Linked DNA regions of Homo sapiens: region 1 is linked to region 2. A link is a loop called in an ENCODE intact Hi-C map of the cell type or tissue named here. Cell type or tissue: heart right ventricle. All regions are shown on one strand. Links, peaks and the distances in the headings refer to the core of each region. The heading gives the core; the rest is flanking DNA. Region 1 overlaps FARS2 (phenylalanyl-tRNA synthetase 2, mitochondrial). Region 2 overlaps FARS2 (phenylalanyl-tRNA synthetase 2, mitochondrial).

What was found. A loop is a pair of places that touch in the nucleus more often than their neighbours do. Peaks named below come from ENCODE experiments on the same cell type or tissue, not always from the same donor. Only the 100,000 strongest peaks of a DNase experiment are listed, where the experiment ranks them.
Region 1: it touches region 2 in a loop (1.9-fold over the local background); 4 of 110 quality-filtered maps call a loop at or near these places.

What each region holds. Positions count from the first base shown.
Region 1 is chr6:5,617,391-5,632,534 of GRCh38, reverse strand. The region is part of intron 6 of FARS2 (phenylalanyl-tRNA synthetase 2, mitochondrial); the gene reads right to left. Among named protein-coding and RNA genes, the nearest start is that of FARS2-AS1, 170 kb to the right of the region's middle. RefSeq lists an enhancer at 5,116-5,385. In heart right ventricle, for the core only: no CTCF peak of the experiment used is centred there; no DNase peak of the experiment used is centred there; H3K27ac peaks cover 1,013 bases.
Region 2 is chr6:5,502,081-5,517,224 of GRCh38, reverse strand. The region is part of intron 4 of FARS2 (phenylalanyl-tRNA synthetase 2, mitochondrial); the gene reads right to left. Among named protein-coding and RNA genes, the nearest start is that of FARS2-AS1, 52 kb to the right of the region's middle. RefSeq lists an enhancer at 9,729-9,858. In heart right ventricle, for the core only: no CTCF peak of the experiment used is centred there; a DNase peak (open chromatin) is centred at 7,924.

The DNA.
Region 1 (15,144 bases), core at 4,105-12,104, 120 kb before region 2:
CTAAATGGGTATGCGGCTTCCTCTGGGTAATGGAAATATTTTGTAACTAGATAGCGGTGGTCGTTACATTAAGTATCACTGAATTGCCCGCTTCAAAATGGCTAACTTTATGTCATGTGAATTTCATCTCATTTAAAAAAAAAGAAAAAAGAACACTCTTCCCATCTCACCACAAAAAGTTTGGAATGGCCCTTCTAGAGTGTCAGCAACTGAATGGAGAACAACTTAAAATAGATTTGTAGCATATCCTTGAATCTGAGACCTCGGATTCAGAGTTGAAACGCCTGTAGAGCACGTCTCGCCTGTGAAGAGATTCTCCTCCTATAATCTGCTATGAATTTTTTGGATCTATTTTTCCACAGAATACACCTACGGGACATTTTAACAGATACAGTTTCTGAATTTTTATTGGGGCATAGGGTGAAAAAGTGATTTTTAAAACTTAATTCAAAAGCCCAACTGATAAACAAATACAAAGTTTGAAATTATGGCTCGTTTTATCTAACTTTAATTTTCATATTTACCGATGAAAAAGAACTAAATCATGATCTAACAAAATTATTAGCCACTCAAGGAAGCATACCAACAGATCATAATAGCTATTTTTCACAGTTGCTTAAAAATGTGTCAGAACAGTTGAGTGTAATTTTAATTAAACAAATTTGCAACTATGAGTATAATAACTGCCCTGACATTTTTACATTATAGCTTGAGAAGGAAAAAAAATTCTCCTTTTATTGCAAGAAGCATGAAACTTAAGTAAAAATATTATTTAAAATAGTCAAGCAGTATAATTACAGTATGTAAAATGCATAAAGCGGGTCACATGGTACAGGGTTCAATTTCCGACCTCCACTTGGTCCAGCCACTGGCTGAGTGAAGCTGCCTGTGGGGCAGAGTGGTATCCAAGATCTCAGACAATTCCAGTCATGGAAGAAGGACTCCACACAGACAGGATGCAGGAGCACACCTGCCTTAGAGGGCCCTGGCTACATTCTCTAAGAGACATTTGTTTCTTGAGAAGCACTTGAAACAGCTCGGCTTTGAAGGTTAGAGGGACCTTGAATTTTGTTTTTCTATTAACTATTAGGATTTTTCAATCTTGAATATCTATATTGATCTCCTTTACTTAAACTATGCTAAGAATAGCTTCCATTCAGACTAGTTGTCTTGAGAATTTGATCTGTTTAATATTGCCAGATTTATTCCTATATCAGACATGATATAAATTTATTTGGGATTCATATTTAAATAGATTCTCCTGCAGTAGGAATCCCAAAACTAAGATGTTCAATGCATAGGTATTCATTGATTCAATCTGGGTTGAAAAAAATTCTAAATATAATCAACTCTTATCTGTTTTCCCAGCAATATGTTCCTCACACCTTCCTTTCCCAGCTTTCTTTCTCTTATTTTGGGGAGGCTGTTTTTAGTTTGTGAGGTGAGTGGAGGTCAAGTCTAATTTCAAATTGTGCATACTTGGTATTGTATTGCACTTTGCTTCCCAAGGAGTGGGTTTCTCCTTTGGAGGAGGCAATTCTAGGTAGCAGGTGAACAGATTCCCCTGCCATACAAAACTGAGGGGAAGTAAATGCAACTTTAAGAAGTTTTCTCCCCCATGTGCCATATTAAGAAATGCTGATCAAAGCATCGCTCAGACTCCATTCATATTTTCAGGTCTTAATTTGCATGCCACATTCTTTCTTAAGTTAGACACACCGGCTTTACTTGATGAAGTGAATTTAATGAGGCTTGTCTTAAGTGGGCCACCCCAGTGCTGGGGAACTCTGATAGCCAATCATCACGTCTGTGTAATTCTCCCTTCTCAGAGAGGGCTGACAGGAGCGCTTTCAGCCATCTTATCCCACCCTTCAAGTGAGCTATACGAGGAAGGAAAATCAGAACGGGTAAATGACAGCAACGTGAAACTTCCCTGCAGTATTATTTCAAATGCCTATTACCAGACACATAAGTATGAAGAGGCAGGTCTGGTTTCCAGAGTCAGGACGTTTTGCTTGCTCCATGAGACACCAACCCTTTGCATAAATCCATTAAATCAAGTATTCTCTAGTTATGAACATTTGTGGAATAAATACAAGTAAAGACACAACGGGTGGGATATTTAAAGAAACATGATCATCCAAAGTATTTTTCTACCATTGAACTGACTACTAGAAGACTACTCATTGTCAAATCCATGTGGTCTGCGCTTGTTTTCTGATGACACTACAGTCTCACTCCTGCAAGAGACTGTACCTTCCAATGGCTTTCATTCCCAGCCTCTGCTCTTTGACTTCCATCTCTTGGGTCTCCCTTCTTAGTTCCTCACTCACTGTCTCCACCATCCTTTAAACCTTGGTGTTCCCTCGGGTCCTTTCCTCACCTTGCTCTTCACCTGTTCTAGACATTCACCAGGCATTTGGGTCATGTCTGGAGCTCCAGTGGTCAAGAGTAGTACACGTTCCAATCCTGGCCTCTCTCTGCTGAGCTCTTAGGGTAACATTCCCCTGTGTCCTGCCTCAAACTCAGGAAGTCCAAAAGTCACTAAATCATCTTCTCCACCAAAGCACTGCTGCCCCTACTTAATCCTCATCTCCATTCCAACCACCAAACTCTTGGCCGCACAGGTCAGGACTCTGAGAGTTATGTGGTTTCTTCATCCCCACGATCTCTCCTTTGAACTGGCCCCGTTTCCCATAGATTTGAGCTCCTGTCTTTTTTTTTATATTGTCAGCTTCTCCCCACAAGGCCCCCGGCACTAACTCAGCCCAGACTCTCATCTCCTGTCACTCAGACTATTTATTAAATTTTTCCTTGACCTGTTTTCCAACCACCAACCTTACCCTTGGCCAACAAAGTTAAGATAGGTAATCATTTAAAAACTGCACATAGTAGGATTATTTAATGACTCTCCACATTTTCTACCAGGAAAGCCCACATTTTTATAAGGGAATACAGGCTTTAGGATCTAGCCCCTCATCTCCTCAGCCTCGTTTTCCCAACTCTCCCATCCTCCCTATTATGCTGCTCACACTACTTCACTCTTACATTTCTGTCTGTATACGTGGGCAACATGTACAAAGACAGACATATACATTCTACCTGAAATTTCTAGGCCCCTTCCATATCAAATTCCTATTTGTTTTTCAAGATTCAGCTGAACCACAATCCGCAAACATTTCTTGAGTATATAAGGCAAAGTAAGGTGCTACCCCTGTTTGAAATCATGGTGACACGTTTCTAATTTAAGACATTTTTTCACAATGAATCACATATACCTATGTGATACCTCCTATCAGACTGTGAGCTTCTTGAGGACAAGCACTCATTTTTTAAAAGTTATTTTTATATCTCAGACCATAAATATCACAGATGGCAAACTGCCTCACCCATGGTAAGTGTTTAACCCATTTATGGGACATCCTGTGATCCCTGGAACAGATGTGTTACAACCTGACATGGTGCTGATTTTCAGCCGTTCTAGCTATAAGGAAAAAAGCCATTTTCAGTTCATACTGAAATGGTCACCTCAGCCTCAACCCTGTGGTGCTCCAGAGTTCTCTCAGAGGGAAGCTGATCACTTCAACCTCTTACCTCTTCCTTCTTGTCCTCTGCCAGTGCCTGAAGTCTGCAATTGCATGTGTTTTAGAACTCATTTGATCTCAGGTGATGGCAGTGCACATCAAACCAGCTTAAACAACAGGAGAGTTACCACCGGCTTAGGGAATCTGAGGAAGGACTGGATAACCAGGCTGTGGGAAGGGCAGCATGCGGCTGGGCGCCAGAACACCAGGGAACCAGGGACTCAGGCACACCAGCACTTTCCCTCCATCTCTCATCTCTGTTCACCACATTCTCCCCTTGATGGGAAACGTGGCCGGGGATGGTTCCTAGGTACTCACAGCTTCAGCCGCTGGAGGAGTAATCCAAGCGCCCTTTGGTTTTCTGTCCAAACATTACAGAGAAGAGGCCTCGCCTGCCCAGCTTTGCTGGGTGCCCATCTTCAGATCTGTCCACGGGGCCAAAGCGTGGAGTCCCACTCTGCCAACGTGGAGGCTCCCTTACTGACCATGCCTTTGCGGGAAGAAGCTGCTTCTAGAAAGGGGTTCTGACAGCCCGGGTCAGAGGTCCACTATTGCTGTCACTCCAAATAGGATGGTCTAGGGACAGAGTGGTTTGGAAATTACACCTTCAAGAGACCTGAAGTTTCTCTGCCTTCCCTGTACAGACAAGCTTTTTTCTTCCTTTCATGTTACCTTCCTTCAGAAATTTTCCCTGTTCCTCATCTGTGGCAAACAAACAAGCAAACTTACACACAAACACATTACAATTTGACTGCTTGAATTTCCATCCAACCCTGTGATCTCCCCCGTTCCTGTCAGAAAGGGTTTCCCAGGTAACCGTGAATAATTTACATACTTCCTACAGTTTTCTGCTCCTGGAAGCTAAAGAGTTTAAAACTGTATTTTGTATAGGATATGACCAACCTCGTTAAAATCCCTTCTCTTTTTGTTTCCTTTTTTCCTTTTCCCTATCTGAATATTTGGCCTGCACCAAATAATTTTTAAATCATCAATTTACTTAGGACCCAACTTCTGTTTCTAAGGAGTATTCTCCACCCTAGTCAGTTTCTCCCTTTCAAGAAATCATCATAATGGATAGTAAAGAGTTCTGGTCACCTAGCTGGAAAACACTGCCAACTGAGGTTAAGTTGTGGCCTATATATCAAGTTAGGTTAGTTACCTCTGGAGAAAAAACAATATAACATACGTTGTTGATGGAATTTCTTTCTCTTTATCATTAATTCATCAAAAATACGTATTGAGTACTTACTCTGTTCTATATCCCAAATATAGTAGAAAGCTAAAGACCCAGTAATTGATAGTAACTCAGTGCAGTGATGAAAAGACGTATAAACACCAGGCAATGTGGCAATTGCTATAACAGAGAAATGGGTTAGAAATGCTTATTCCATCATCACTGCAGAATTTCAAAAATTGTATGCCATGTGCATTGCCGGACAGGCAATCTGCTACGAGAAATTAGCATATTGAATGAATTCTGAGATAAGCAATTACTCTAGTAAAATTCTGTGTAAATGTCTAGACCACAGCTGTCCTGCCTTATATAAATATTTCACCTGCTTAATTTTCACTACTAGTTTCCTCTTTCTTCATCTTACTACTGTTATTTCCTTTAGGGGAAAGTGAAAGCAAAGAAAAGCAGCCACATCTGTCAAACACAGAATCCAAAACCTACTGCAGGGTATGCCTTCATTCCCGAGAAGTATAACACAAATTAGGCTCATCTTATAAAATACAGTCATGCACTGCACAACGGCATTTCAGTCAAAGAAAGACTGCATATGCAATGATGGTCCCATAAGATTATAGTGGAGCTGAAAGCTACCTATCACCCAGTGACATTATCATCAGTGTAAAGTCACAGAGCAACACATTACTCATGCATTTGTGGTGATGCGGTGTGAACAAACCTACTACGCTGCCACTTTTATGAAGTATGTTTAGATATGTTCAGATACTGTACTTAACATTGTGTTACAACTCCCTACAGTATTCAATACAGTAACATGCTGTGCAGGTTTGTGGCCTAGAAGCAATAGGCTACACTGTACCCCATACAGCCTATGTGTGCAGTAGGCTGCACCTTCTAGGTTTGTGTAAGTACACTCCATAATACTTACATAACAAAATCTAATGACGAATTTCTCAGAATGTATCCCCGTCGTTAAGTGATGCATGACTATAGTTATGTTCACAAAAGATTATTAGGTAACTGGAATTTTGTTGATTTTGTCCTCATCTCTGAACTGTGCTCCCATGGAAAAGAAATTAGTCAAAACTGAGATCTAACCAGGTCTGAGGTGAAATATCCAAACCTTTATTTGCATGGGTTTACCTGGAGGGAAAGCCTAAGGAGGATGTGGGAGAGGGGCTTTGCAAGGCTGGTAGAAAGGCGGGGCTCAAAGCTGAGTTGCTTAAGTCCCAGGTGACAAGTTGACAGTGGGGAAACGTACAGCTCTGAAATACCACTGGACACCATGATGGCCCCAAAGCCTCAACGGTGGTGTCCCCTGGGGGCCCAATGGGAGTCACTGTCATGTCCAGTGGAAGTTAGCTTGCTGTGGACACCCCCTGGGACCTACAGAAATACTTCTGGGGGGCTCTGCGGGATACTGGGATCCATGACAGCAGGTAGGTGGCGATGCACTTGGGATATCTGAGTATGAACATTATTACGTACCCTCATCTGGACCTGCAGGCTGGGGATGTCTGAGTCTGAGAACTCATTTCCTACGTGTCTGATGAGTGCCTTTTCCTTGAGGTAGTTCCCACTAGAAAACAGGGATTCCCTCATTCGTACCAGGCCTCCTTCAGGCATTATCTTCTTCCTGTAAATGTCATGGAACATTCTACCTTGCTTTTTCCTTACTAGACACCCAATTAAATTCCAATCATGATAACACCTTCCCTGGCTCTAAACCATACATGAATATGTAGATCACTATGAAGCTGTACACTATTAAACAAAACAGAAACAAAGCAAAAAACCAGCTGAAGCCTCTGTAAAGACCTGCTGGATGCCTGGATGTTCTAACTTAACCATCCCCACCACCTGCGCATCTGAGATTCAGCCTTGTGATTCCAAGCCCAGTCCCACCTCTCCGGAGAGACCATCTGGAGCCTGGCCAGCGGCTCACCATCAGGGCAGGCGGGCAGCCTTGCTGATGATTCTGCTGTAACAGCAGAGTCCCGCATCCCAGGCTGTGGCCTCCACATTCCTCTGTAACTGGGCCTTACCTAGGACTCCACTCTGCCAATGACTGGATCGCTGTCCCCCTAAGCCTTATTTCTCTGTGACCACTCATCTGCCCCACCACACATATCCACAGTGTCCACTGGCCACTTGTCTCTCTACCAAACATCCCTCCTAAGACAGACACCCAGGATCTTGGGTGCCATTAGGACCCCTGGCAGACATCTGTGCACATCATCAGTCCCTCCCCCCGGGGCTGACCTCATCCCTGTCTATGCTGGCCCCTTGCCTTCTTTGGTTCACCCTCCTGGCTGCTACTCAAGCCTCAGTTATGAGCAAATTAAAGAAAAGAATTAGCACAAGAGACATGGGAGCTGCCTCAGCCTGCACCCCTGTGTCAGTCGCGGCCCTGCTTGTGTGATCCTGGAGCCCAGCTTGTTTCTTGCTCTGGAGAAGACCAGCAACGTGAGGCCCAAGACTGCCAGACCTGTCTGTGCTGCTCAGAAATGTGAACTGGTGAAGCGTGACTCCAGTAGGTGTTACCTGCATATCCTTGAGACTTTCTCACAAATCACAGGCCTGTCTTTAGAGACCTAACTCCAAGATCTACAGTCAAGATAATGGTCCCTCTGAAGGGGCCAGGATGTATCCAAATTCATAAATCTCTTCGTTTTCAAGACAATATCATTAACTGTGGGAGCTATGGTACATTCAAGGCTGAGCCATGTGTGGGATGGGAAGAACTCAGGAGACACAGGTGGATGGACAGTGAGTTAGGCGGGGATGAGGGGCAGACTCCCATGCTGGCTCTGGACATCGAATTTGGGTGGTAGCCAGAAAGAAGTGATCTTGTGAACGGAGGGCACAAGTTTAAAAACCTCGAACAATTCAGAGTGTCACTCATAACTGCCCAAAATGAGGGGGCGGGGGCGGGGCCGCCCCACCCTACCCCATTTCTGCCAGCAATTCTGTGACTTATATCATGTCACAGGTTGCTCTTGGTGTGTGTTTAACTTGCTTGAATCTAATCATGAGGGGGTGGGGCAGGGAACATCAAAGGATGTGAGTTACTCTCATCCCTCATCTTGGAAAGAGAGCATTCCATCGCCACACTACAAAAAGGTGCCCAGGATGCCAAGGGAAGACAATAGCCAAAGACTCGCTGAAAACCGCTAAGTGAAAGTTAAAAAGGATTTCATGAAGGTGTGCATTGCAACAGCAGAACATTGAAGATACAGCTCCTTCAGCGCCCGGCTTCTCTCCCTGCCTAGCTGCTGTTGAGCAAGCAGTCTCTCTGCCTCTGCCCTTCTCTCTGCAGAGACACTACTCCTGGGTCCCTGCCAGGACAGCACTGAAGGGAATCCCGAAGAATCTTTAGGCAAATGGTGATGTGCAGGGCAACAAGGAGGAACAAGGTGTTTGGGGACTGAACAAACTGTGATTTAATTCATCTAATGCTGGTGTCAAGCAGGGCTGCTATGTGATGGGAATGAGATGCACCCATCGTAAGCTGTTAAAAGAAAGCTTGGGGAAGGAGGAAAGAGAAAGGAAGAAGGGGAAAACAGATATCCAGGCTAAAAACAGTTTGTGAGAATTGCTTTTTCGGCTGTCTGAACCACCACAACAAAAGTTCTTATACCCACATCACCAGCATTACAATAAAAATGGAAAAGAAAAGGAAGCAGCCAGGAGAGTTTTAAAGAGGCCTGGCAGTGTCTGGCCATCCCCTTGGTACTGCATGCTGCCAATTTCAAGGAGACACAACTTCTGACAAGCTCCCTGTACCCATGGCTCTCTCAAGATTAGCTGTCATTGGCTTTTCAGCGCTAGGCTATCTTTAAGTTCAGATAACTGCACTTATTTGGCTCTGTCCAGAGGAATAAGACCAGGATGTGATTTGCAAACCAGAAATGTCATCTCATCTGCCACTGTCCACAGCATTTTCCCAACACAGGACCCAGAGAACACCCAGACTGGCTATATAACTCTGCTGACCAGCATCGATGCCACTTTACAAAGTCTTTATTTTATTTATTTATTTTTTTTGAGACACAGTCTCGCTCTGTCACCCAGGCTGGAGTGTAGTGGCATGATCTAAGCTCACTGCGACCTCCGCCTCCTGGCTTCAATTAATTCTCCTGCCTCAGCCTCCTGAGTAGCTGGGATTACAGGCGCGTGCCACCACGTCTGGCTAATTTTTGTATTTTTAGTAGAGACGGGGTTTCACCACATTGGTCAGGCTGGTCTCAAACTCCTGACCTCGTGATCCGCCTGCCCTAGCCTCCAAAAGTGCTGGGATTACACACATGAGCCACCGTGCCCGGCCTACAAGTATTTTTTTAATTAAAAATTTCCTCCTTAAATTGCAGGAATAACATGCATCATTTCCAAATGACAGTTTTATACAAAGTCTCATTCTGTTTCCCTTCATTATCCCAACTTCCCAGTTATATGCATTTGGCTGCCAAGTCCAAGGCTCCCAGTTGTACTGAGGTTATTCTTTATTTTAAAGTACAAGTTAGATTGACTATGACACTGGCTTTTTACTCTAATAGCTAACTCGTTTTTTGGAAACTGTCTTAAATTTTCAAAGCATTTCACATAGATAGTGTCATCTAGTTTTCCTAGCTACCATTTATGGATGACATTACTCCTGGTGGTAGATGAGGAAACTAAGGCTCCAAAAGTCCCAACATCACACATCTAAGGTGTGAAAGTCAGGACTCACCCATGCCTTCCAATTCTAAATTCTGAGCTCTTCCACTAAACTACGTGGACTCTACTTCTCATAAACTATTTCCAGTCATTGAATAACAGTTCCTCTAAGGAAGGAAGAAGCACTAGTTAACCATCCAGCAAGCATTATGTAGTAAGTCTCCCTCCACTGATATAAACATTGCAGGAAGACGAAAATGAGCTATTGTCTTAATCTGTTCCTGCCACTATACAAAGTAGCTTAGATTGAGTAATTAATACACAATAGAAACGCATTTCTCACGGTTCTGGAGGCTGGGAAGTCGAAGATCAAGGTGCCAGCAGATTTGGTGTCTGGTGAAGGCTGTCTCTCTCCACTTCATAGTTGGCTCCTCTTACTCATCCTCACATGGCGGAGGGACAAAGGACAAAAGGGACGAACACTGTGTCCTCCCCAAGGTGGAAGAGATGGAAGGAGCAGGCAGCTCTCTGAAGCCTCTTCTATAAGGGCACGAATCCCATTCATGAGGGCAGAGCCCTCATGACTTAATCATTTCCCAAAGGCCTCGTTTCTTAATACCAACACAATAGAGATTCCTGTTTGACATGAATTTTGGAGGAACACAAACATTCAAACCATAGCACTTACTATGCCACAGGCCTCTAAGGAGTTTCCATCATGTGGAATAGCCTAGAAAAGTTTAAATGCAAATAGAGAATAAAAGCTAAGAATGAGCCAACAATAAGCTGCAGTTACACAGAGTTCTACACATGGAGCTGACCGGTGGCAGGTCGGAGAAAGAGGAAGGCGGTGTAAAAAATCTGATGAGCCCTCCAGGTTGAAATTGCTCTGCCGAGGGCTTCCTGCTCTGGCGAGTAGGGCTGGGCTGTTTTATAAGTGGCCCCTAGTGAGATTGACAATGGATTCTTAACCCAACGGTGGTCCATGTGCAGGTGGCCCAGCACCCCAGGAGGCAGCCTGATGCAAGGGGATCTGCCTGAAAGGCATGATGGTGTTTAGCTCAGTCAGTCAGGCTATTTCCCTCCAGAATTTGCACTGGATAATGAAGCAGACTGGCTAGAAAAGACTGCAGGTAATGTAGAAAGAGAAGAGATGTTAATGTGTGTATGGTGGGGAAGTAGAGGATACAGACTGGCCAGCAGAAGGAAGGACAGAAACAGAGCCAGAGGCACCCAGAGGCTGAGGGTCTCTGGCCCTTAGACCTTCCCTCAGTTCTGAAGAGCTTTCCAGTTTTGATTCAGGTGTATCCTGAGATAAATTCCCTTTGTCTTAAAGTACCCACCATGAGTGGGTCTATCCTGGCAACAGTTTTTGGAAGCTGAGTTTCTATGACAGGTAGTTCACACACATTAACTAGAGTTGGGACTGTGTACATCCCATTCATAAGGGATTAGAAGGGAGACAGACATACACAGCTTGCTATTCGGTTTCCTTGGTAAACTTTCCCAGACTGAAGGCCTCTTTCCTCTGAATCTGCAGCCCTGGATGATGGGTACCTTCCATTTCAAGTCAATCAAAGTTTCCTGAGTGTTAATTACATGCAAGAAACTGGGAAGGCCATTCATTAGGCTTAACCAGCCTTGTTACATCATATTTTTTATTGCTATTTCACTTTTCGCATGTTATTTAGCTCCATAAAAACCGGGATCTTGGCCAGGTGTAGTGGTTCACACCTGTAATCCCAACATTTTAGGAGGCCAAGGAGGGAGGATCCCTTGAGGCCAGGAGTTCAAGATCGGCCTGGGCAACGAAGCAAGACCTCCATCTCTATTAAAAAAAAAAAAAAAGTTAGCCAAGTGTGGTGGCCTATGCCTGTAGTCCTAGCTACTTGGGAGACTAAGGTAGGAAGACCACTTGAGCCTAGGAGTTGCACTCCAGCCTGGGCAACAGAACAAAGCCCTGTCTCAAAACACAAAAACAAACAAACACCCCAGAATCTTGCCTCCATACCCTTATGACCCCACAGCAATTAGCCCAATGTTTTCCACAGCACAAGAACTCAAGAATCAATTGGCAAATGTATTTATGGCACATCTCTTTGCATGAAGTTTAAGGAAGGCTAGAAGTGGTGGTGCCTAAATCAGCAGCTACGTAGTTCAGGTGAAAGAGAAAATAAAGAAGGATGTGTAAGAACAGTAAACCTACTGACATATAGGAGAAGGCCGGAGGCCTGTCCACCTGACCCACGTGGCTAACTAGACCCTGGGCAGCATCTGACTCAAGTGGAGCCCATCCACCAACTGCCTCTGATCTAGCAGGAAAAGTTGAGTTGGGCTAATCCGGTCCCTTTGTTGAGACCATCAGAATAACACAAGGGACTTGAAGTTGGTGCTGATTGCTGGACAGTGAAGGTCATGTGGACTCGGGGCCCAGGTGGGGTATTCTGAACTCTGTATAAGACAAAAAAGAGCAGAAACGACATGGTGGGAAGGTGGGGAGAGACAGAATAAGTGTGAGAAAATGAAATGGAATAGGGAAGTGGTGACACCATGGAAAGAGTGAAGCTCAGACCCTTCAACTGCCTCAGTTCCTGCTCTTTCCAAAGCCTGGTTAATTTGTCCAGCTTGTCCTACATTTGAACAAGTGGGTCTCTCTGTTCCTTGGGACAAGAGCCCCCACTAGAACACCTCCTCCTGTGATGTGTTCTATCCCTTCTCCCCACTGCTCATAACATAAAATGAAGTACAATTTTATGAAACTTTTTTTATAAGAAGCATAAGACATTCTCCATTAAAGAAAATCCCAGTGGTTCTCAAACTGGGGGCAATTTTGCCTACCAAGGGGGCACTGGAGATATTTTTAGTTGTCATGTGTGTGCGTGTATGTGTGTGTCTGTGCGCGTGCACGGTAGGAAGGTTGTTACTGCTATCTAGTGAGTAGAGGCCGGGGATTCTGCTAAACATCGTATAATGCACAGGACAAAGAGTTACCAGGCCCAAAATATCAGTAGTGCAGAGGTTAAAAAACCCTCCCCAAGACCAAGGGATGACAATGCAAAGCATATACCAACTTCTCTATGTAAGGGCCGAAAACTCGTCTGATGCGCACATATGGAAAACAGTCATGATTGGGAAAATGTAAAAGTGTAAGAGCTGTTGTGTTCGGGTGTTGAGATGATGGGTGAATCTCATCTTTTCTATTTTCAAATTTGTATGCATTGGCATTTTTATTGGGTGTAATTTGACAAAGTGAAAATGAATGAACATATGGAAAAAAGAATGAAGAGAGGGAGACAGGAAGGAGAATGCACTGCTCCAGTACTGCAGGAGGAAGAGCTTTGACCAGGTCAACGTCCATGACTCATGCACACTGGGAAGCCAGGCCAGCCACACCGAGAAGGTGCCTCTCATGGTGAAGACCCTCTTGAGAATTCTGTCAGACATGGTCACAAGTGTTCTAGTCTACCCACTTAAGCCAAATTATAAAAAATGGCAAGTGATAGATCACAAAAGGGAATATAACCATGAGGAAGTTCAAGTAGGGATGAAGAGAACTGAGAGGCCCCTTTAGTGACCTGGGGTTGAGGGAGGAGCTCACCTCTAGCATCTCAGCTCTGACTGACAGTGCACAGACTCAGGAAGCCCCATCTGCGACTGTGAGCAGGAAGTGGCAGGCCAGCAGTCCCCGGAACAAGGAGTGAGTCTATGAGCAGAATCGGGTTAGGGGCATCAGTGAATCCACCCTTTCAAACCTGCCCTTGCTGCAGATACCTGGGGCATTTTTCACCACCAAACCCCTCCTTGCAATCAAAGGAAAGGGATGGTAGTAAAAAAAAAATTTTACTCCCCAATTCCCACTCTCAAAAAGGTCTGTCTTAAAGCCAGACCAAATCTGACCTATTAAGGTCTACTTTGTCTTACAGTCCATCTCCACAGTTCATAAATAATCAGCTGGCATCTCCAAATGAAGTGTTGGCAGCTAAAGGCAATGGCTAAGTTCCCCTGGGATACTCTTCACTCTTCCTCATACCCCATTTTGCTAAGAAATATTCTGAGCAACTGGTGTTACAGAATAAAACAAAAAACAACACCATAATTCCTTAAGGTGCATGAACTTGGAGACTGAAGATGATCAATGTATTCATATTACAAATGTGATGGAGGGGATATCAAGTTCATATACTGACATACATGATTGCCTTCTCAAGTCTCCCATTTAGTCAATGCATCATATAGTACCATATTCCAAAGATGTCAAAGGACATGGCAACCTGGTCCCCTTCCCTACAGGTAATCACCATTCTATTTTTTGTTACATTAAGTTTAGAACTACAAGAACTCTTCTGCACGTTAAGTGGCCCATAGATTAAGTGGCAAAGACCCTCTGGGAGAAGGTTCTAAATGACTGGCTGGAACAAAACGCCATTTTCTTCTAACCTGAACATCTATCCTCCTTCAGGGCACAAGCTGTTATTTGTAATCAAGAAAAAATTTCTCCATTTGTCTAATATTATGAAATTAGGCTCTTCTTCGGCAGTTTATGTCTCCCTGAAACATCTTGGGATCTGTTTTTGTTCAGAAAATAACATGCAACGTGTCTAACGACTTTGTCTTTCACTCAGTCCTATCACGTCTCACACTTAAGCATGCTTTGATGTTAGGCAAAGAAAGGGTCGGCGCTCTTTTGCACTATCAGGCTATATTTCATTTATATGTTTATGGAATAAAATAAATCTTGAGGTCAAGGTTCAAGGTCAGGAGACCATTCACTTCCTATCACCTAAGTAGTCAGGGACTTGGTGGGGAGATGGGGAGGATGGGCACAGGGTGCTCAAGGAAGGATGATCTCCCAGTAGAGGGTTTTGGAATTTGGGAGTCAGAGTCTTCAAAAAAAACTTCATGTATCCCCCTCCCCCAAATCAAGGGTTAGCAACCTACAGCCCATGGGCCAAATTCACATTCCACTGTCTGATATTGTAGTCAAAGCTTCATTGGAACACAACCAGGCTCCTTTGTTTATATTTTATCTGTGACTGCTTTTGCACTTGCAGACTTGAGTAGTTACGAGAGAAATCTTATGACCCACAACGTCAAAAATATTCACAATCTGGTCAGCCCTTGCCCTAGATACTTATTGAGGATCACTGCACAGTAAGCCATCATTACTAAATAATGTGTCCTTTTCCTCAGGTATATTTCCCAGTACTGTAATAGCTAGGTTTTGCTTTGGCTGTCAATAATGAGATCTAAAAAATAAGTGGCCTAAACAAGGTATTTCTCTCTCAGCTACAAGTCCAGGGCTGAAGTGACACAGATTCAAGCCCCAGGCTATTTCTTCTATGTTGTTGCTCCACTCCATACAGTCTCCATTGCCAAGTCCGCACCATGGCCCAAAATGGCTGCAAGAATACTAGCCATCACAGTCACAATGAAGTAGCAGGAAGAAAAAAGAATACCCTCAATTCAACTTTTAAAGAAACTTCTGGAAATACCACTAAACACATCTACTTACAAATCATTGGCCAATTTAGAAGTATAGACTTCTAGCTGAGTGGAAAATTGCTGAGCTAAAAAACCAGGTTTTTGTTATTACAACAATGGCATGAGGCAGAAGGACGGGGGCAGGGGGAATTGGATATTGAGAGATAATTAGCAATCTCTGCCACAGGAACCTTACTCCAATCACCAAGCCCCTTATTTCTTAATAAGGGA
Region 2 (15,144 bases), core at 4,072-12,071:
CACTAATAAAATGCTTGATGTTCTTCCTCATAGACTGTGCTTTTTTACACCTTTGTTCTTTTTTCCAAACTTACTCATATCATTCTTTGAAATTCAGCTCAGACAGCCCTTCCCATCTCCCAAACTGTGCGAAACGCAGACACTCTTCTTCCTTCCATGCTCATATTCCATACCACCACAGTACCTCCCAGGGCACAATGAATGCATCTATCTAAACTTTTGTCTCTCAGGCTAGAAGACTAGTTTCTCCAGAACAACATCCTACCAGATCTACTCATTTTTATACCCCAAGCATCTTGCAAAATGCTTATACATAGCAGTGGACAGATACGTCTTCACTGAATTCACAAGATTCAGAGTAGCATGCACACCACTGAAGCTGGAATTGAAAACTTAAATTGGGGGGGTTCCTGAGTAAACATATTATATCCTTGGTTAATTAAAAAATGCAAAGTTATATTGCAAAGATACACAGCTCTTTTATAGGTTCTCTTTCAATATAGAGCCTCCTTATAACATGATACCTATGGTCAGAGCTTGAGTTGAATAAAGAAATTTTAAAACTTTGGAGTTATAAGGGATCTTAGGCATGATCTAGTTATTTTGCAAATGAGTACAAAATAGGTGGAAGAGTTTAAGTGACAAACACAAATTGGAAAAATTAGCTAACACAGAATAGCACCGTAATCAGAAAGGTGCCCAGGTTCCTAGGTCCCTATAGCTTTCGTTACAGCACTCCGCTTCTGTGGCTGTGTCAACTATGCACATTAATCAAACAAAATGTATAATTAAAATCCATTTACAAATTAGAGAGAACCTATACTATTGCAAACCCTTTTGGTTGTTGTTGCTGTTACTACTGCTGTCAATTACTTCCAAGATGACACGGCAGAGAACATACTGTTACACGAATATTCCTTGTGCTACACTTTCTGGCCCCTCTATAGTCTAATGGGGCTACGTGACTCATTCTAGCCAATAAAGTATGTGTGAAAGTGAAACGTGTCCCTTCTGGGCAGAGACATTCAAGAGCTGGTGTGACGATTCCATGCTTCTGTTCCCTGACCCCAGAACTACTATTGGGCTGGCACTGCCACAGTCTGGAAGGGCCCTGGCTGCTTATGCTGAGTTACCACATGGAGGGGTCAACCACTGCAGACTCGGAGCATTTGCAAGAACAAGACATAACCTCGTTGTGCTAAGTGATTGAGGTTTTGAGATGTTTTTTCTGTTGCAGCAGCTCATGCTTAATTACCCTAACACAGCAAACTAAATTACACACATAGGGCTGTGCATCTTGAAGTTGAGTACTGTAACAAATGTAATTAATATGATATAAATTACTAAACGTAAACCCACTTAAAATATTTTTCTATTTTTGTTTTAAAATGATATGCTAAATTATACATTAAATTTAAGACGTATCAGGTATAAAACCTGATTAAAGTCCTATAAAATTATCAATGTCTAAAACACACAGTCAAAATCAAATGCTGGGCTGGGCACAGTGACTCACACCTATAATCCCAGCACTTTGGGAGGCCAAGGCAGGCAGATCACTTGAAGCCAGGAGTTCAAGACCAGCCTGGCCAACATGGCAAAACCCCCTCTCTACTAAAAATACAAAAATTAGTTGGGCGTGCTGGTGCACATCTATAATCCCAACTACTTGGGAAGCTGAGGCACAAGAAATGCTTGAACCCAGGAGATGGAGGTTGTAGTGAGCTGAGATCACATCACTGCACTCCAGCCTGGGTGACAGAGGGAGACTCTGTCTCAAAAAATAAAAATAAAAATAAAAATAAAAAAACGCTGAATCAGGTTTCAAGCACTACTTTTTCTAAAATGGCAATATCCCCATGAAATGACTATATCATAGTCATTGTCTGAGTCTAGGACCTAGAGTTTTCGTTCCACATGGTAATCATACACCATGAGAAATTCCTATTGGCAAGAGTTTCATGGAACTTCAATTAAGCTTCATTTGTTATCTCTGAGTAGCAGTGCGGTGTCACATTATTTCCAGAATTACAAAAAAGTTTTTATTATTACTGTCAGATGTACCTCTTTCAATTTTACTATTTGCTATTATTTCCCTATGGCCACATAGATTACAATACGTCCATCTTTAATTAAAAGCCACAGATGGAGTTTCGCTTGAAGGCTTGTCCGTGTAATCCCAGTTACTCAGGAGGCTGAACCAGGAGGACCACTTGAGACCAGGAATTCAAGACCAGTCTGGGCAACAGTAAGACCCCATCTCTTGAAAAAAAAAACAAAAAACAAAAAACATTTAGCCAGGCATGGCATGCACCTGTACTCCCAGCTTCTTGGGAGGCTGAGACAAGATGATCACTTGAGCCCAGGAGGTTGAGGCTGCAGTTGAGCCATGTTCATGCCACTGCACTCCAGCCTAGGCAACACAGTGAGACTCCATCTCTTAAAAAAAAAAAAAGCCACAGATGTCATTTTGGGGGAAGATTAAGAATGTACAATTTGAATCTCATGACTGTACCCATAGGGATGTCAAGGGATGTCAGTATAAGACTGTAGTGGAACATTTGGAAAGAGAGTTGTCAATTTCAGAGAAAATTCTCTTCACCAGGTACAGCAGCTCACAGCAATAGCTAATTTACAAACTGAAACCATGATTACTTTGTGTTTCAACAAAAATAGTTCAGCCAATTGTGGGGTGAATTCCCTAAGGCCAGAATGTCCCAACTTTAAATTCATACTGAAAAACTTTTAGACATTTAGAACAGATTTTCATGAATGTTTAGACTTTTAAATGCAGCCAAGCCTCTCTAAATAATAAATGCAATTAGGCAAGTCCCAATTACTATTACAGAATGACTATGCAAGACAAGGCTACCCACATTTCTGAGACGATCAAGAATTTTGTCTTTTTAATGTTCCTCTAAAGTAAATTTCCTTCCATTAGAAATGTGTACTTGGAGAGAATTTCATTATAATTCACAAAACTTGCTTTAACTAGGTGGCTGGCAGATTACTTATGCTTCATTTAAGGGTTTGGCTGCATATTTGTGAATCTGTAATACACACAATATTTCTTTAAACTACAACACATCTGGCACATTCCTAGATTCACTTTATCATATATATATATATATATATGTCCAGATTTTTATGTTAATTTTCTATTTTTTCCCTACTTTACTGCATTGTATACTCTCCTTAAGTATCCTCAAACCTCCTGTATACCATGGGAGAACACAAATCCCCAATGAAGAGATACAACAGTGCATTTGGCTGGATCAATAGTTGTTAAATTTTTTTTTTTTAGATAACCTAAAGATACCTCATAAAGTCATTTTTTCTTGAACTCTTGTGATCTGTAATGGTACAGAAAGCCTTCCCCACCCTGGGAACCTGGCAGGGCCCTGACTAGGGCCTACGTGCCCACTTAGACAGCAATAAACTCTGAGAACTCAGCATTCATTTTCTGTGACTGAGGGCTGCTGAATGAGATCAGGAAACTAAACGCTTAATAAACAGTAGTTACTATGACGTTACCATTCTTATCACCCTGGACAACCTGCTGCCTCCCTGCACACACAGAAGAGGCTCAGGAACAGAAGGCCACAAGGCAATGCCAGGAGTAGAAAAAGGTAGAGGCAGCAGCCAGAACGAAAAGACACAGGCGCCCTGGATGGCATTTGAGACTCGAACACAAAGAGTGCAAACTTCTCTATTTTCCCTGATTGCCTCCAAATCATTCTAGACCTTCGGCTAAATATCACTTCTTCAGGTGGCCTCCCATGGCCTTCTGAATTAGGATAACTTCCCCTGTCAGTACTTTCTGGTATGGTCCTTTTTGTAATATTCAGGTATTCACTCAAAAACATTGACTGAGTCCCTCCTACATGTCAGGCACTGCTCAAGTTAATGTGGATACAACACAAACACGGCTCAGCTCCTTTCCCCAGAGTTCCAGTCTCAGGTAATAACCTCGCTGTTCACAAGGTTCCTGACTATCTGAACTCCATTCCCTCCCTCACCTGTCACATGAGATGAGTCACTAGGACTTGCTGATTTTGACCTCTGGATTCCTTCGTGAACCTAGTTTCTCTCCATCCCAACCACCGCCACCTCATAGTGTCCACCCTCTCCCCTAGGAAATATTCCCATAGCCTCCATCAGGTTTTCCAGCCTGCCATCCACCCCTCTCCAACCCAACCCACGCATCTGCAATTGGAGTGTCTAGGATGAAAATCAGACAAGGACACTTTCTTGCGTCAAACCTATCCAGGGTCCCCAGTGTGTCTGATGACTGGACATCAGTCTACATTTTTCCCTCACTCCCATATTCTCCCATGTGAGACCTGTGCTTCTGCCATAATGAACTATTTGCAGTCCCCAACCTATGTTCTCCTTTTTTTATGCCTACTAATGACACCTAGCACACACAGTTCCTGTCACCTACTTTGTGCTTAATACATATTTTTTGCTGAAAAGAATGAATGCATGAAAGTGTTTGTGTTTTTACATTTACTAGGCCTTCTGCTTGAATTGTCCTTTGTCACCAAATTATCAATGTCTTTATCACATTTGAATCTCGGGTGCCTGGCACAGCATCTGTAACCTAGGAAATGCTGAGTAATGTTTTCAGACTAAATGGATGGACAAATAATTGACGGGCAAACCATCTACCTTAGCTTAGGACACAAAGTGGAATACAAGTAGGTAGAAAGCAATGATTTCTCCTTCATAAAGACACCCAAAAGCCTTTGCTAATTTCCTTCAGGAACATGAACAATGCAAGTCTTGAGAGGTAAAATCAGAATAAATTATTAGTGACCCCAAGGAGAAGACATGCCCTTCTTGTTTCATTTTGTTTTTAATTTGGCTGCTATTGATTGAGGTAGCATAGAGGTAGCACCAGGTAATGGAAAGAGCATTGCCCTGGGAGTCGGAGGACCTGAAGTCAATTCCAGAACTGGCTCTCCCTCTAATTAGCTGTGTGGCCTGAATTCAGCTGAATCAGAAGCAAGCCCACCCCCCGGGCCTCCTATTATGTGAGCAATTGAATTTCCTTTTTTTGCTTTAGTTGGGTTTCTGACTCTTGGAACTAAAAGAGTGCTGACTAACATCCCATTCTTATCATCTCTTGTGGTTGCATTTACTGGGCGGGTAAGCCAAAAAATGCCATAAATAAAGCATATTCTGATTATAGCAAAGCACTTGGCTGAAGTCCCTAGAATATACTCACAAAAGAGAAAAGAGGACTCAACTGTTTATTTAGATGGATCTGAAACTTGTTGAACCTTTATATGTGAAAAGTTCTGATTAATGAATGTGTACACATGGAAAGAGGTTTCTTGTATCCTCTAACAGACTCCTGAACCTGTCCCTGTTCTATTTAGGGTTCTCAGCAGCCACTCAGAGAAATAAAAGGGGTGCTTATGAGACTTCTAGATCCCTCAAAGCTAGAAGAAATCATTAATATAACAGAGGCATGAGTCAAGATTCACCAGTTTAATGAGGAAAACAGAGAAAAGGCATGGTTAGGGCCACAGGTCTACGAAATGACCCTTTTCCTCCAATAGCCCTCCTAATACATTACCTGGCTTAGGCATTACCTGGCTTAGGAAATGAGACTCTTCTGTTTTTCTCTTTGGTTTTTATGGCTTGTAATGAAGTTTCTTGTCTGCTTGTGTGTTTTTATTCTACTTTGTGCGCAGGGTATTATTTCTTAATTGTACCTATTCCTGGAATTATTTGGGAAACTTGCCCATTTGTGATTAATTAGCTTTTTGATTATTATGTGTTTAAGAGCCTTGTGCCTTCAGGCATGTGCACCTAAAAATTAAAATGTATTAATACGAACATAATGAAATCAATATGATTTTATGTAACTGCATGATTTATGCTTATTGAGGAAGTTATTTAAGTATAATTTATAGGTTAGTTCTTACAGCACAAATGCTTTCCTTCTCCTCATTTTCTCTTTTTCTCCTGCAGGAAAATTGCAAGATCCCTTAAATACCTTCTCATGTACAAAATCTTCATCTTGGCATCTATCATTCTTTCTTGTTCTTACTTCTGTCCCTCTACCATTCATGTGCTGGTTTGACTAAACGTTGGACCAATCTGGGGTGAAAGTGTGGGACACTTGTGCCATCTGGCCTCTCCTTCTCCCTCCTGTGTCTTGAGAGAGAAGGGAAGCTCAGTCCCCTCTGAGCTCAAGCATGGGAGACAACTCAGGCTCTGATCCTCAGGATCCCCGCAAGCCCTGCTGAGGGAGGGAGAGGAGGAGATCTCACATCAAGCCCACTGGGGGGCTGCATCTCTGCATACCGGTAAAGCCCAGCACAGACAGGCACTCCTAGGCATCGGCCTGCCATTAATAAATACCAGCTCATCTCTCATTGGCTCATTAACTTCCTGAGGTCATCTCCTCTGACAGTGAATCCCCAAAAGGACAAGAGGACAAGAGGGGGGTGGGTGGGGCTCAGACACAAGGCTGGGAACCCGTTCTACTACATATGGGGTCAAGCTCATCACTGTGTCAGCACTCACGTACTCGCTTCTCACGCGGCCAGCGCTGGTGAGTGTGCTAGCTCTCTAGCAGGTCCAGGGGCTGCAAAGATGAGTGAGACACAGGCTCCGCACACAAACAGCTCACAACCCTCTCCCGCGCTCAAAAGGCACCGTGTGCCCACCGTGTGCAAAGCCCTGGGCGTGCGGCGGGCATTCAGGAGCTTAAAGACTAACTAGGGCGAAAGACAGGCCAGGCTGCGGCGGAACTCACGGTCAGACAAATGCTCTCTGAGGTCTGAAGGGGAGAGGCTGCTTCAGCTCCGCAGTTCTGTTGGGGTTGCCTGGAAGGAGGCAGGCCAGGATGGCACCCTGCAGGGAGAGGGCGAAGGGACCAGGCAGCATCTCCCCTAAGGGGTCGACCCAGGCAGAGTCTTCCCTAAGGGGTCGACTAACTCATCTGCCACCCCTGAGGAAAAATAATGTAACGTTTCACTCTGCAGATATCCACAGAATCACTGAACTAAAAAAAAATTTGAAATGAGGCAAAATCTTTGTTTAAATAGAAAAGGGAGCAAAAACCAACCAACCAACCAAACAAACAAACAAAAAACCCCTCCAAACCCCAGCCTTTGGTTGTCCTATAAAAATCTAGCGGTGCTGCCTTCTTGCCATCTATCCAGATGACACTCTCCTTAATCCCCAGCCCAACACTGGCGGGCCTCACAAAATGTAGAGCTAAAATTACAGTTAACACCACCATAAAGAGCTCCACATTAAATGAGAAAACAAAATTGGGCGACATAATGTATTTTGAGTAAGAGGAAAATAAACCAGAAACGATGTGTATATATAAACATGTAGAGGAGTGTGCATATGCTATGTGTTGGTATATATAGATGTTGTGTTGTGGATAATGCTCTTCCCAGTAACCTGTTTTTTAAAAACCAGCACACTCCAGCAGGTATCCCCATAAAGAAACCACCCACTTTCTGCAGAGACCACAGTCCCCACGCTCAGTCTTTCCTGCTGAGCTTCCACAGCTCTCCCGCTCTGGCGCCAAGCTAGATGGACCACCCTCTGGACATCCTTTTCTCCATCATTATCGACTCCTTGGAAAAGTAAGCCACTCACAAGTAGCTGGGACCTCTCGCCTTACCCTTAAGAACCCATTTTCCTGCACTATGCCCATCGAGTCTGCCCCTTGTCTGCCGAGCTGCACTGGAATTGTAAAAACCAGGACCAACTGTGTCCTACCAGGAACAACTCACTTCCCCAGTGTGCTCACGAGATTTCTTTGTGACATTTTCATCAGCTACGTGGTGTAAACTAGGAGCCATTCACCAGACGGAGGGGCCGCTGCTTTAATCAAACCTTGTAACTTGTTCCCTTTCTCTTATCTGCATACGCAAACCCAGTGTCACCCTCGAGCTCCACGCCAAGGAATGCTGGGCAGGAGAACCTGGGCAAAGCTGGAAGTTTAGTATCTCAGGAAGACAGTGTTCTCAGCAATTCTGATTGGGTGAAATGAAATCTTGGCTACAAGGTTAACAGCTTTTACCTAATGTCTACGTCTATTCTCTAAGGTTGAAAATGTTTTTTCATCCCTTCTATCAGGGATTGGCAAACTATGGTGTGGCCCTTGGGGCAAACACAGCCACACGCATGCATGGATGTATTTCTCTGGTTGCTTTCACACTACCATGGCAGAGCCGAATAGTGACAAAAATCAACTGGAGACCAGCCCGCAAAACTCAAAATGTTTACTATTTGGTCCTTTACAGAAAATGTTTGCTGACTCCTTCCTTTATATTTGTCACTAAATACTGTCGTTTCTTCCTCCGAAAGTCTTCTCCATTTCTCAGTGCCCCCTCATTTCCAATGATAGTACTATGATTCAAATTCTGTCCACCTCTCCGTGCGGGATAGCTTCCCATTCCAGTCCGCCCTGCGTACGGCTGCCTGGCTGTCATCCTGTCACTTGCTGAATCCTCTCAAACCCATGCCCAAGAACATACATGCTCTTAGTTGCCACCAGAGGCAATCTCCTAATTTTACCTTTCAGGGCCTTCAATTCAGACTTCGGTCTCACTTCTGTCCTGTACCCTTTGGGCCTGTGCCCTCCCTGTGGGTACACCCATGCTTTCCTCCACTGCTGGGAGGGCTTCAGCCCCTCCCCCGCCCCACCTGCCAGCACTCTGCTCCCCTTTCCCCAAGAAGATCTCCTGCTAATTCACAGATTCCCTCCTGGCCTCTCTGCATTCTGCCCTCTGGTTCAGTCCCTGCTGTCATGTGTTCACTCACTTGAGCTTGTTTCTTGCTGAATTATCTGCTCATCTTATAGATTCCAATGGTAACAAAAAATAAATTAGGACAAAGACTACAAGAAAGATTCTGATGAGAGGAATCCACGTGGGGGATGATCCCCTCGGAGATGTGGCATCCAAAACTATACTAGGTCTCAACATGGGGATCACCTACATTCCTGGTGAAAATTCCTCTCTTGGTGCACACTGCACTTAATGGTTTATATCACTGACTTGATTGTTTTCCCAGACATTTCACATCTTTGCCTTTCATCTCTTCAAAGAGTTAATAACTCCCCATTAGAATATGCATATATATTGCAGTGCTAGAAAATAAGTAGAGGAACTTAATAACTTATTGTGAAACATAGAAGCATACCTTGCTTTAATAAAACTTCATGCCTTGTTCCCTTTCTCTATTTGCCTATAAAAACCCAGAACTCTCAATCACTTGCTTACCAGACATTCTGAAATTGAGAAGCAAAAGAAACCTTCTCCTACCTCGGGGCATAAGCTCTGGCCACCCATCCCATTTGGATCGTCAGGTTTTAACAGGCTACACACTTATAAACAAATTCTTATACACCTCTAAGTTCTTCTCCCCTGCTCTCTGCTTCTCCCTTGTCCCTCTGCTCCCTCCGGTCTTCTCTCTGTGTGCCATCATGGCGTGTCCGCAGTCTGACCCACTAGCCGGGAGGCCACTGAGAGGTGGGCTGGGACACTGGAAAATGAGCTTCATTTAGAAATTAAGCTCAAATCATAAGTTCTGCCTCTCTTAAAAGCTATTACCATTGACAATGAACAGCTCTGCTTCCTCTTCACGTTCTCTTAAAGCCATCATGAGCCCCTGCCTTCCACCCCAGCCTGCCAATTACACACTCCTGTCAGGGGACTTTCACTTTTAACTGCTTTTTACAGACATAAGTGAAAGTACTAAAAATTAAAAGCTGAAAGGAGATGAAAAGAAACATGCTTCAAACTCCTTCTCAGCCATTACGAATCAACAGGAGCTAAACATCAGATTTTTTTTTTTTAAAGAGCTTCCTTTTTATGAACAAGTAAAACGTATGTAGAAGAGAATACCTCAAACCCCAAATGGGTTGTGCATGTAACATTTTAACTCGTGTGCCCAGTTCCTAAGTAAATGTTACCAGTGTGACCACACTTAACAGTGGAAAGCTAGTCAGCCATGGCAGAGTTCAGCAACTGCTATTGTTAACCACACTGTAAATGTGTTAGAAGCCATCACTTTTTTTGCTGCCAAATTCTGAAACCTCTGTCTCTGAAAGGCTGCAAGCACTGTATTCACAGAGAAGGTAGGTGGCAGAAAGGGGTTAAAGAGGTTAGGTGTCTGTGTGAATCGGATTTTAGAAAGATCTAAAACTCCAAACAGCAGTGTGCATGCACTCAAATGTGCAAAACTGGAAAAAGTCATCCTATGTTGAAAAATCAAAGCCATTTACAGTAGACATGTATCCAGGAAAGGGGGCAGTCTTTAAATATATGGTTAGCCTCTTAGCCTCTCTCTGTGAAAAACTCTGGATTGCCAAGAGCAACACTGAAGATTTACTGTTATAGTCAGATTTCCCCTGCTATCTTATTGTTCACGAACTTTCAGAGCGATTCTCCATCTAGCTGTTTTCATGAATGCCTCAGTGATCAACCACTGAAGCAGATGACCTTTCTCACCAGTTGCCATGTCTATTAGCTAAATCTGCTCTTTCCCCTCAAAGCAGATCCTTCCCAGGCTCCAAGCATCTTCGTGTAATGTTATGAAGGTTTGTATATGCTGGGTGTCCACAGAGTGATACCCGTCTGGAATCTTAGGCAGTGGTGGGAGGTGCTAGAGACAAACCAGGGAAGCTTCTGCACTGATCCCAACCAAAACATGGGGAAGGAGCCTGCAGAATTGTAAACAGAAGACAATTCGGTGGTTAAGAGGCTGTGCCCAGCCCCACTCTCTCTAGCTGCCCATTTGAATGTTGGACCAACAGTGGGGCATTCACAAATCTTGAGAGTCAAGGTTCAGGTTTTAGTTTCAACTCACAGTGGGGTTCCTCTATTCTGCTGGCCTTGTTTTCTCTCTGCTAAAAAACTTCCGTTAGAGTGACTCTCCTGACCCCACACCCTGCCCTTTACTGAGTCCCGCTAGGAGCTCAGTACTCCCTAGGAGGAGCAAGTTACTTGCTGGTCCATATTTCTGGATGAGGCGGAGCTGATCTACTAAAAGACCTTGAAGTTGGGAATAGGCTTTCTTGCCCTGCTCTCCACTGGGACAGCTGAGAGACTATGCTTGTTATGCAGACCCCACCATTCTCCAGGTTGGGCTGGAGGGGAGGGAGGGAGAGCAGGTCCTCTTGATGCAGATGCAAAGCCATGTGATTCCATCAGCTGAGGAGAAATAAAGCTGACATTCTCTTTCCTTCACCTGTTTCAATGTCTTAATTTGCTTAAAACTCAGGTGGAAAAGAAAAGACTCTTCTGGCTGCCAACAGCAAGTAAACTTAAATTTACAATAGCAAAAGGTTAATTTATTATAAAAATGTTTGTAATATTATAATAGCTGGTGGAACTGAAGGGGAGTCTCAGGAAAAACCACACCCTGGATATCAAACATACTGTTTTCATTCTGCATCTGCTGTCTTCCTTTTCTGTTTGCAGACTGGCTACCTCTGCTCCTCAAGTGCAAAGTTGAGAAACATGATTGTTCAATGCTCTCAGGCATCGCATCCTATAGCTTCAGCCATTGAAGAGGGACAGTATGTTGCGGGAAGTCAGGGACCCCAAACGGAGGGATCAGCTGAAGCCATGGCAGAAGAACGTGGATTGTGAAGATTTTATGGACATTTATTAGTTCCCCAAATTAATACTTTTATAATTTCCTATGCCTGTCTTTACTTTAATCTCTTAATCCTGTCAGCTGAGGAGGATGTATGTCGCTTCAGGACCATGTGGACAGTACTCTTTCTTCTCTTAAATCCAAAATTCTCTGGCTAAAAGTGTGATTGCCTCCACAGTGAGGGGACCATTGCCAGACAGACAACTGTCCAAGTTGGAGTGGAGCTACTCAATTAAGAAAGGGGGTCATGGTGGAGCAAAACCACTAAGGCACAACAGGAACTAAAGTATCAATCTGGAAGAGCGAAGGAAGCTCCCAGGGACTGAGCTGCTGGGCCTCCAAGCCTTTTCCATCTAATCTCAGCGTTTTGAATTCTACCATGTTTTAAACCTAAAGATTCACAAAAGCTATTAATAAAATAGCCATATAATTTATCATTCACACCAAGACACTTCTGAGAGTGAAAGTAGGTACCACAAATAATTAAAATTATATTATTTTGAAATGTCTATTTATTGACTGACAAACTGGTTTTCTCATAATCATGGATCTATATAATCACTCTTATTCAGAAACTATTTTCAAAACTAAAATCTTTCTTTAAAAAACGTCCAAGCCAGGTGTGATGGCTTGCATCTGTGGTCCCAGCTACTTGGGAGACTGAGGTGGCAAAGACTGCAGTGAGCCGAGATTGTGCCACTGCCCTCCAGCCGGGGTAACAGAGAGAAAGACCCTATGTCAAAAAAGAAAAAATAAAAGTCCACATACATTAAGGCAAAATATAAAAACTTTATATTCTTTACATTCTTTATGTTAATTATAAACATTTAAAAGTAATATAAATAGTAATTGGTCTTGGCATACATTTACATACCTTGAGCAGTTTTGTAACTGTATGTTTTGAATTCTGTCCTGGTATTTCTCTAAAAGTATTTGTGTTTGATACGAGCTTGGTGTCAGTAATTTTTGTCTCTTCCTTAATGTTGCATTTTGTGCGACTTGAAGTTGTTGACGTCTTCAATGGATGTTTCTGTTAAGTCCACACTATTTTAATTTTTGAAAACACCTAAGGGTAAGTGATAAGCTCAGAGCAAATCCTACCAAAGGAAAATGTTCTCAATTCTTTTTTTTTTTTTTTTTTTTTACTGGAAAGCATAAATATTTCATTCCCAATATTTTTAAAGGAACTATCTTTCTGCTTCCACTCAGTGTATAGGTCTTTAATGAAAACTTTAGCAAGATCAAGCTCTCATATTAATTGTCTCTCTTTATGATTCTTTTGAATATCTGACCAAATGTGGATGATGCAATATTATAAGCCTTTTCAACTTCATTCCATTGTGATATAGAATAAAAATTTATCCAGTAAAATACAGAAGTCTCATGAAAAAATTATTTCCATAACGTAGTTGTTCTAAGGAAAAATTATACAATTTTGAAATTAAATTTTGTGTACCTACCATTGGGCCCTCATCCTATAATTTGTCACTCCCTACTCTGCTTTTGTGAGGAAATACGGCAATATCTTCTAGCTGGCAGGCTGTGGTTTTAATAATGGCAAGTCTCTAAAACCTGCCTATGCTGAATTTCCTGATACTCCAGTAATTGAATACTTTTAAGATTTCCACTTGATTTGGGGCAAAAATGCAGACAAGATTTAAAGGATTCATACACTCATTACCAGTGTAGCATAGTTACAGTGAGATACAAAGAAGTTTTTCAAAGGCTGACATATTTCTAAAATCTGATCAATGACGGGGGCAAAGAGAGCAAGTGTGTTCTTCCCACAGTGAGGTGTGTTTTTGTATTTAACTTCAGTATTGAAAAAAATCTGTAGTTCAATCATTCTGTGTAAAGATATAAATATCTGTACATTTTTACAATGGCAGCTTCTAATTCTAAGAGTACAATATCACAACTCGTTTGGATACAATTATCAATTATATGTACATTCTATACTCAATGATTTTACAAAATACATTTCATATTATATACTTGTATATTTTATTTAAATATTTTAATTAATTTATTTTCTTTTAAAATCATATGTACTTGCGGTATGCAATAAGATGTTTTAATATACAAATGTATAGTGAAGTGATTACTACAGCCAGGCAAATTAATATAGCCATCATCTCACACAGTTATCTCTCTCTCTCTCTCTCTCTCTCTCTCTGTGTGTGTGTGTGTGTGTGTGTGTGTGTGTGTTAAGAATACCTAAAATCTACTCTTAGCAATTTCTAGTATATGATATAATATTATTGACCACAGTCCTTGTGCTGTAATTTCTAGACTTGTACTTCATAACTGCAACTTCATGTCTTTTGACCTACATCTTCCCATTTTTAATAAAATCTTTTATTTACTATTTTCTTAAAATATTTTTATATATTTTATTAATTTTTAAATTATGAATTATATACACATGTATCTTACCATCAATCCAGGTATATTTCTGCTACACTTTTCTTAATTTAGTGAGGATGTTGTTTTTATTAAAACATTGTTCTCCATAAAAGTTTTCATATATCATCACTACAAAAATAAATAATTTGATCATAAACATTGAGCTTTTTGAATGGATTTACAATCACACGCACAATCAGGTGTGTTACCTTTGACAAAATGAACTTCCAAAAGCATTCCTCTTATCCCATGAATCACATGGAAAAAAACAAAAAAAAATTCGAATTAACTGATTTTCTATTTGAAGTATCTGATGAGATGGCTGTGATATAAAATTGGCAGGATCACTTAACTGTTTGTAAAGCTCTTTTGCTAACTGAGCCAAGATATTAAAAGCTATACCTACATTTTTACATGTGTGCGAGAAAACCTGAACTCCAGAAAGAATGAAATTATCTTGAGAGTTACTTGTCTCACCTAAATGAAAAGTCATTCTTTGAAAACAATATGCAAAAATGCTGCATTGTGTTTCTTACATGCTCATCTTTGAAATGTTTAAAATTTTAAAAATTGTGAAGCCTTCTTCAATAGATTTCTTTCTTTTAGAAATCTGGTCAGTGATACTGTTCTGACTTTTATGTGAATGGTAAATATTGACAGGTTACACGTTCAATATCAACTTTCTTGACAAATCCAGTAATCCATTTTTCCTTAAAAGGTGCTTTTGGGGAGAGAGTAATTGCGACCAAAAGGGTTTATTGAAAAATAATTTTAAAAATTACCAAAAAGTAAAATAAATGAATAACTTCAGATGTATACCCTATAAAATGTGACAAACCCTTGCAGAAAGGGCATGCCAAACTATTCTCTGCATCTATAGGTTCTAACACATAATGGCTAAGCCTCTCTCCAACACATATTTTAACGAATAAATTGCTATAATTCTCACTGTTTCATCTGACTAAAGGCCAGTGGCTCCTGCACTTTGCAAGCTATGGAGTGATCCACGGCACAGCTGGCTGAGAGACCACAAGGCTGGCTGGGGTAGCAGTCTCAAATACTACTCCCACACCATGCTGGACTGGGAGGAGTTAA